2 separate regions of the Homo sapiens genome follow, and region 1 is linked to region 2. A link is a contact called in ENCODE Hi-C or POLR2A ChIA-PET data. All regions are on one chromosome and are shown on one strand. Each heading gives the region's core, a stretch centred on a gene start or an enhancer-like site at or near the end of the contact. The rest is flanking DNA. Distances are from core to core; before and after follow the strand shown. Region 1 overlaps CHST3 (carbohydrate sulfotransferase 3). Region 2 holds the start of DDIT4-AS1 (DDIT4 antisense RNA 1).

Region 1 (3,709 bases), core at 1,160-3,659, 290 kb after region 2:
GCCTCAACCTCCTGGACTCAAGTGATCCTCCTGCTTCAGCCTCCCAAATAGCTGGGATCACAGGCATGTGCCACCACACCTCGCTATTTTTAAAAAAAGCTTTTTGGAGAGTCAGGGTCTTTCCCTGTTGTCCAGGCTTGTCTCGAACTCCTGGGCTCAAGCTGAGGCTGGCAAATTATTTTCTCCTTCCTTCCTTCCTTTCTTTTTCTTTCTTTCTTTCTGTCAGACAGAGCCTTGCTCTGTCGCCCAGGCTGGAATGCAGTGGCGCAATCTCAGCTCACTGCAACCTCCACCTCCTAAGTTCAAGAGATTCTCCTGCCTCAGCCTCCTGAGTAGATGGGATTACAGGTGAGTGCCAGCATGCCCGGCTAATTTTTACATTTTTGTAGAGATGGGGTTTCACCATTTTGGTCAGGCTGGTCTCGAATTCCTGACCTCAAGTGATCCACCTGCCTCGGACTCCCAAAGTGCTGGGATTACAGGTGTGAGCCACCACACCCGGCCTGGCAAATCATTTTCATCTCATGAGTAAAAGCTAATAGGTTGGTAATTGGCAGCCTGGAGCACTTTGATGAGAAGAATCCTGAGATCAGGCTTGTTTTCTGTGGGAAAGAACATGGCAGTTGAGTAGTGATGTCTGCTGTGTGTATAGATAGGGTGTATTAGGCTGTTTTTGCACTGCTATAAAGAAATACCTGAGACTGGGTAATTTATAAAGAAAAGCAGTTTAATTGGCTCTTGGTTCTGCAGGATGTACAAGAAGCATGGTGCTGGCATCTGCTTGGCTTCTGGTGAAGCCTCAGGGAGCTTTCAATCATGGCGGAAAGCAAAGCAGGAGCAGGCACTTCAAATGGCAAAAGCAGGAATGAGAGATAGAGAATGGGGAGGTGCCACACACTTTTAAATGACCTGATCTGGCAAGAACTCACTATGAGGAAGACAGCACCAAGCCATGAGGGATCCACCCCCATGACTCAAACACCTCCCACCAGGCCCCACTTCCAGCATTGGGGATTACAATTCAACATGAGATTTGGGTGCGGACAAATATCCCAACTATATCACAGGGGAAGGGCTGGCACATGTGCCATGTACTTATTACCCCTACTTTAGGAGGAGGTGGCTAAGGAAGCCTAGGAATCTTCTGGGCCCTGGAGTCCTTTTTCTTCCCTCATCCCTCATGTGCCCTATTTTTTCCCATTTTGGTCATGCTCATTATTACAAAACGCTGTGCTCATTTGTGGGGTTTGGAGCTTTTGTCAGTTTTATCAATCATCAACCTTTTGACCAGAAATGTGTGCATGTACGTATACATGCAATGGGTGCATCATACGTGCACATGCTCGGGAGAAGCCCATGGAAGCTGTGAGGGGACCATGGGCTAGCCTTCAATGGCTACACAATGGCCACAGCTTCCCATTTTGTTCTGCACCTCTGGAAAGACGGCTCCATTACAGGATTTCTGAGATAACCGGGTAGAGAAAAACTCTCCATGCATAAGTCTAGGATCCCTAATTCTTGCTCTATCCTCCTTCCTGACCTTCTAAGGAGGCTTTCTGATCCTGGAGAATGATCAAGTAAGGGACAGGACAGAGAGGAGAATTTCTTCTGCTCCCTGTTTTCTTCCAACCCTACTTCTATTTCCTCTGTCTTTTTTTTTTTTTTTTTTTGAGACAGTCTCACTCTTGTTACCCAGGGTGGAGTGCAGTGGCACAATCTTGGCTCAACGCAACCTCCGCCTCCCGGGTTCAAGCCATTCTCCTGCCTCAGCCTCCCGAGTAGTTGGGATTACAGTTAGGCACCACCACGCCCAGCTAATTTTTTTGTATTTTTAGTACAGACAGGGTTTCACCATGCGGACCAGGCTGGTCTTGAACTCCTGACCTCAAGTGATCTGCCCGCCTCAGCCTCCCAAAGTGCTGGGATTACAGATGTGAGTCACTGCGTCGGTCTCCTCTGTTTCTATACAGTGGCAACAGAATTTGAATCCTCTGGAGCTTCCTCAAACTCCCACTTAATGGTCCCATTGACAGCAGGAAGGGGTTTTATTCCTGTGATGAAAGGAGGAACTCCAGCCTCTTTTCTTCTTATTCTTTTTTTTTTTCCTGCTCCCGCCCTGACTTCAACCTCTTGTGTTCTGTCCAACATCTCTGCACTAGATCTGTAGGAGAAGCAGCGGTTAGGGAGAGAGGGGCCACAGGGGTCTTGGGCAGCAGGAGGCTTGGTCCGCATGTGTCTGCTGCTATCCTCTGACTGATCTATGGCCACAGAGGAGCCCATCTACACTCGGTCTGCCAGTGGAAACAGAGGTCAATTGTCTAACTGCTCTGAGCGTTGGACAGATGGCCCTGAACTCGGACAGACTTGGAGTGGGTCCCAGCTCTCCCACTTACTCTCTGCTGACGTTGGGTGAGGAATTTAACTTCTCTGAGCTTAGGCTGGCCCCACAGGGTTGTTGTGAGCATCAAGGAAGCTGTGTGAGCTCCGAAAATTGGGAAGATTGCACACAGGCTGGGCATTATTGCTGGTCTGAACAAATGTCAGCCAGAGCCCGTCTATGCCAATGGCACTGTTGGTTGGTATTTCTTGGGTACATCTCTCCCCATGCTGGGCTGCAGGGGAGGGACACTGGCTGATCCACTTCGGGTTTATCTTATAGAACCAGCCCCAGGCGATCTCTGCCTGCTGCAACTATTCCTATCGGTCAAGGGCCCACCTTTCCAGCATTACTTACAGGGACACTCACCTAACATGTCAGGCCTCGGGCCTGGGCACACCTGGACATGGCCATGGCCAAACGGTTTCTCAGCTAAGAGGGCAAGTCAATTTCCACCCCGGGCCAAAGCTGACAGATGGGAAGGGGCTGCCTGGAGCGCCGTATTTGAAAATACGAGTGCTGCGATTGCTCTGTGACATCTATCATGGGTGGAGGATGGCACAGCTATTGTGAATCTGCTGCGGCTGTTTTAGAGGACTGGTTTTCAACTCTGACAGCATAAGAATCATCCAGAGAAGTTTACAAATCACTGAGGCCTGGGTGCCACCTCCAGATTCAGATTGCATTGGTGTGGCCTGGGCATCAAGATTACTTAAAGCTCCTTAGGTGATTCTAACCTAGAATCAGCAAAGATGGAGAGCCACTACTTTTAGAGCACCCAACTTCACTACCCTGGCGCTCTTACAGACAGCGGGAGCTGCTGCCTGCACACACACTAGCTATCAGCAAGGCCAGAGTGGCAGCGGCCTGCTGAATCTCTTGCTAACCAGGGAGGGATGCCAGGAGAACAGGTCTGTGTCCCTTGTTTTACCTACTTAGTAAAAAAAAACAACACTGATACACATACAATAACTTGGATGAATTTCCAGGGAACTGTGCTGAGTGAAAACAGCCAATCACAAAAGGTTACACACTGCATAATTCCATTTATAGAACATTCCTGAAATGACAAAACTGTAAGAATGGAGAACAGACTAGTATTGCCAAGGGTCAAGGAAGGGGTGGGGGCAGGAGGGAAGTGAGTGTAGTTATAAAAGGGCACCACAGGGGATTCTGTATGAAGTCAACATTCTGATTGTGACATTAGGCTAGGCTTTCACAGAATGTTACCATAGGGGGAAGTGGGTAACAGATTCATGAGACCTCTCTGTACAATTTATTAAAATTGCGTGTGAATCTACTGTTATGTCAAAATGAAACTGTGTAATGAAA
Region 2 (3,840 bases), core at 744-3,243:
GTCAGTAGTGATGCTCCGATCAGAAAAACAAGATACAAAACAAACAACAAACACACTTGGTCCCTTCAGACCAGTAAGATACACAAACCACCTCCACGACCTCCGACCTCCCCCCTCCCTCCGGCTGCTCTGAGGAGCACGTGCCTCTTCCTTCACCCTGGGCCGGGCTGGGGCGGGAGCAGCCCAGCTGCTCTCTGGATGTCACACCACTGTTAACTGTCAGTAACAAAAATAATAAGGTACATGCTACACACACATCCAGCTGGAAGCCTTGTTGGCCCCTAAGCCTTTGTTTCATGCTACAGTACTGAGGGGTATGTGTCCCCAATGCACAGCCACCCGCACACAACTCAATGAGCTTCCTGGGAAACACTATTCCCCCACCTCCACCTTAGGTGGCTGCCTCAGTTTTCCAACCACAGGAATCAGTCCCTCAGCTCCTGCCTCTAGTCTCCACCCCAAAAGTTCAGTCGTCTCTGTCTTGGAGGGCACTGTCGGCCCCCTCAGGTTGAAGTTCAACACTCCTCAATGAGCAGCTGTTCCGAGCTGTACAGCTTCTTCTTGATGACTCGGAAGCCAGTGCTCAGCGTCAGGGACTGGCTGAAGCCAGGGAGGAAGGGAGAGTTGGCGGAGCTAAACAGCCCCTGGATCTTGGGCCAGAGTCGTGAGTCCAGGCGCAGCACGAGGGTCAGCTGGAAGGTGGGCACCAGGCTGGGGTCGAGTGCCAGCTGGCCCACGCTGTGGCAGCTCTTGCCCTGCTCCACGCAGACGTCCAGCAGCGCCCCCCGCAGGCCGCACGGCTCGCTGTAGGCCAGGCGCAGTAGTTCTTTGCCCACCTGGCTTACCAACTGGCTAGGCATCAGCAGGCGCGCAGGGCGTCGAGAGCCCAGCCGCGCCTGGGCCAGGCTCTCCTGCAGCAGCTGCATCAGGTTGGCACACAAGTGTTCATCCTCAGGGTCACTGAGCAGCTCGAAGTCGGGCAACGACACCCCATCCAGGTAAGCCGTGTCTGGAAAGGAGAGCACACAGGAAGGGGTATTAGAGCGGCTTCAAAACGAAACGCACAGGCGGGGGAGGTGCTGTTTCCTTAAGAAACCAACGCTCCTTCCCACTCCGTGCCTCAGTTTCCGCCTCACTCACCTTATACTCCAATTCCCCCTGCCCCCAAGCAATCTGGGTCCCGATGGGATAGGAAGCCAAGGCGGCTCTGACCCCTTCCAGCACCGGGGCTTCCCCACCTTCCCGGCCCCTCGAGTCGCGTCGGCACCCGCCCACCGCTCACCTTCCTCCGGCCCGAAGCCACTGTTGCTGCTGTCCAGGGACTCGCAGTCCGAGCTCTCCAGGCTCGTGGAGCGGTCAAACCCCTCCTCCCGGGTCGCCGACCCCCAGGCTGAGCGCGGCGGCCGATCTGGGGTGGGAGTTCGGGGCAAGGACGAGGGCGAAGAGGAGGTGGACGACGACGAGAAGCGGTCCCAAAGGCTAGGCATGGTGAGGACAGACGCCAGGGCGTTTGCTGATGAACTCAGAGTGCCGGAGCGTAGAAGCCGCTGTAAGACAAGAGGGGGACCGACCAGGCGTCAGTCTGGGGACCAGACCAGACCAGACCGCGAGCTCTAGGACCCACACACAGAAGGGACACTCACCAGCTAGCGCGGTCAGCGAGAACTGCTAAGACAAGTGCGTCCTGCCGCTTGAATGGGTGTGCGAACCCGTGCCAACCACCGAGAGCCGCCCAGACCCGTCCCAGGTCCACGCTCGCACCTCCCCCTTGGCCTGCTGCGCCCTAGCACCAGCGCGGAGCAGCCTATAAGGACTAGCGCGGCGAGGCCACGCCTTCTCTGCGCCACGACCCAATCCAGACCCGGGAGTGTGGCCCGCCTTGGCCAATGGACTCCGGGCGCACGTAAGCAACGTTCTCTCCTGCCCGGTGACAGCGGCCGGGCCCCGCCTCCATTGAGCCCCAGAAAGCTCGCAGTCGAACCCCGACCCACCGCCACGCCCCCTTTCTGGAAAGGATCCGCGGCGGCTGCAGCTGCCAAGGTCCCCGAGGGCGCTCGCGGCAGGGGAGGATCAAGGAAAGACTTGTTTATTATAGGGTTGCATTGCTGGAGGAGGGGACAGCCCGTGACCAGGCTAGGAGGAGAGGCAGGGAAGCGTGAGGGGGCGGCGGGCAAGGAAAATGGTTGCCCCCAGCGTCTTGGATCCTAAAGCTTCGGGAACAACTGGGCACACACGGGGGGGATGCCCGTGGGACGGCGGCGCAGGAGCAGACGTTAGCCCGGCCTGCCCTCGCGCCCTTACCCCCTCTATCCCTGCTTTGCAAAGGCTCGGGATATGGGGGTGGGGTCCACAGACTGGGAAGCTCCGGGCACCATGCTGCCCCTTCCCCAAGGCCCCACCTGCCCATCCTGGCTGTTACTCTACAGCCCAGGACATAGGTTAATGGGGATCCCTGCCTCCTCCCAAACCCTATCTGCTTCCACTTCCAACTGCTCCCAAGGAGAGGGCTTGAGGAGAGTGGTTAGAGGAGTGTGGATGGGCCCGGGTTCATAGCGCCCAGTGCAGGGATGGAAGCGAGGATTCACAGCAGTCGGACTCACAGACCCATCCGCCCTCCCCGCGGACTGCAGGCAGCGCAGCCGGACCTCCCTGCCCGGGCGCCCCCCGGGTCCTAGCACCCAGCGCTCGCCTAGCGCTTTGTGTAAAAGATCCAGACGGTTGCATCAGGACCGAGGACCGAGATCTCTGGAAAAGCCAGGGAGTGCAATGGCCATCCCGTGTTTCATCATTCAGGCGGGGCCACAGGAAATCTGGCCTGGCAGCAGTGCTCAGAGGCTAACAGTGGTTGCTGAGGGTGGGTGGAGGTTGAGACGGACTCGACCTTTATTGCTCTAAAGGTTTATCAGTCTGGGACAGGAGGACCCTGATGGAAGAGGGAGCCAAACTTACATCAGATGCCCAGGGCCCCGGGGGCGGGCAAGGAACCTAACCAGATAGGCGGGCCTTGCCTCGGGTCAGGCTTGCTTTCGCGTGACAAATGACACTTGCAGGAGATGTCAGGCCACTGCCCTCCGCAACCCCCATCCCCACCCCAACTTAGAAAAAAGAAAAAGCTGACACTTGGGCCAAGACTTAGAACCTGAAAGAACCAGAATCCAAGCTCTGCACCCTACTCTCATTTGACAGGTGGGAGACCCACTTATGGAGACAAATTTATGGATTAAAAAAAGAAATCAGGGGATCCAGGAGACATCTTAAAGACAGCTGCAGAATGGAATAGTTTGTGAGCCACTGGGACTTTCAAGGCCTTCTCTTCCCATTCTTCAAGCTCTGTCGCTTGTTGGAGCCTTAAAGACACCAGATTGCTTAACAATGGGGATATAAAAATTAAAAATAATAAAAGACACTGGATCAAGGCGGCTAGTTGTTCTTGGAGGGCTGGAGTAGATGACATACTCTTGAAATCACTCTTACAGAGGTGACCTGCATGGGTGTGTCTTCCTGCTGGCCAGAGAGAAGATCTGAATTAATCCATCAGGAACATTCACATTTCCTCCAGGCTGATTTGGGCGGGACACCTAAACACCCTAAGGAAACAAGAGTTACGATGTTTTTTCTTCTTCTTCTTCTTTTTTTTTTTTTTTTTGAGATGGGGTCTCACTCTTTCACCCAGGCTGGAGTGCAGTGGTGCGATCTTGGCTCACTGCAAGCTCCGCCTCCCGGGTTCACACCATTCTCCTACCTCAGCCTCCCGAGAAGCTGGAACTGCAGGTGCCCACCACCACGTCCGGCTAATCTTTTGTATTTTTAATAGAGAGAGGGTTTCACCGTGTTAGCCAG

What was found. Hi-C counts contacts between places; a loop is a spot of excess contacts on that map. ChIA-PET counts read pairs that join two places held with the same protein, here RNA polymerase II (POLR2A). Pooled maps may share reads with other maps.
Region 1: a loop to region 2 is called in a pooled map, with 3 times the contacts of the local background. The contact joins the enhancer-like site here to the promoter of DDIT4-AS1 in region 2. A Hi-C loop is called at or near these places in 3 of 50 pooled maps. POLR2A ChIA-PET finds 5 or more read pairs at or near these places in 9 of 52 experiments (B cell, GM12878, H1 and 5 more).

Annotation. Positions count from the first base shown.
Region 1 is chr10:71,985,676-71,989,384 of GRCh38, reverse strand. The region is part of intron 1 of CHST3 (carbohydrate sulfotransferase 3); the gene reads right to left. Among named protein-coding and RNA genes, the nearest start is that of CHST3, 23 kb to the right of the region's middle. Within about 2 kb of position 2,409, at least 21 of the 41 ENCODE cell types and tissues checked have a DNase peak (open chromatin) inside an H3K27ac peak, as active enhancers do; they include GM12878, where a contact is called at or near this core.
Region 2 is chr10:72,271,864-72,275,703 of GRCh38, reverse strand. It overlaps DDIT4-AS1 (DDIT4 antisense RNA 1), which reads left to right and starts at 1,993. Exons shown (of 2, transcript NR_186445.1): 1 at 1,993-2,854; 2 at 3,187-3,840. DDIT4 (DNA damage inducible transcript 4) reads right to left here and starts at 1,780. Exons shown (of 3, transcript NM_019058.4): 1 at 1,644-1,780; 2 at 1,283-1,547; 3 at 1-1,009. The coding sequence starts at 1,487. The coding sequence ends at 516. RefSeq lists enhancers at 1-137, 1,406-1,525, 2,236-2,759, 2,760-3,283.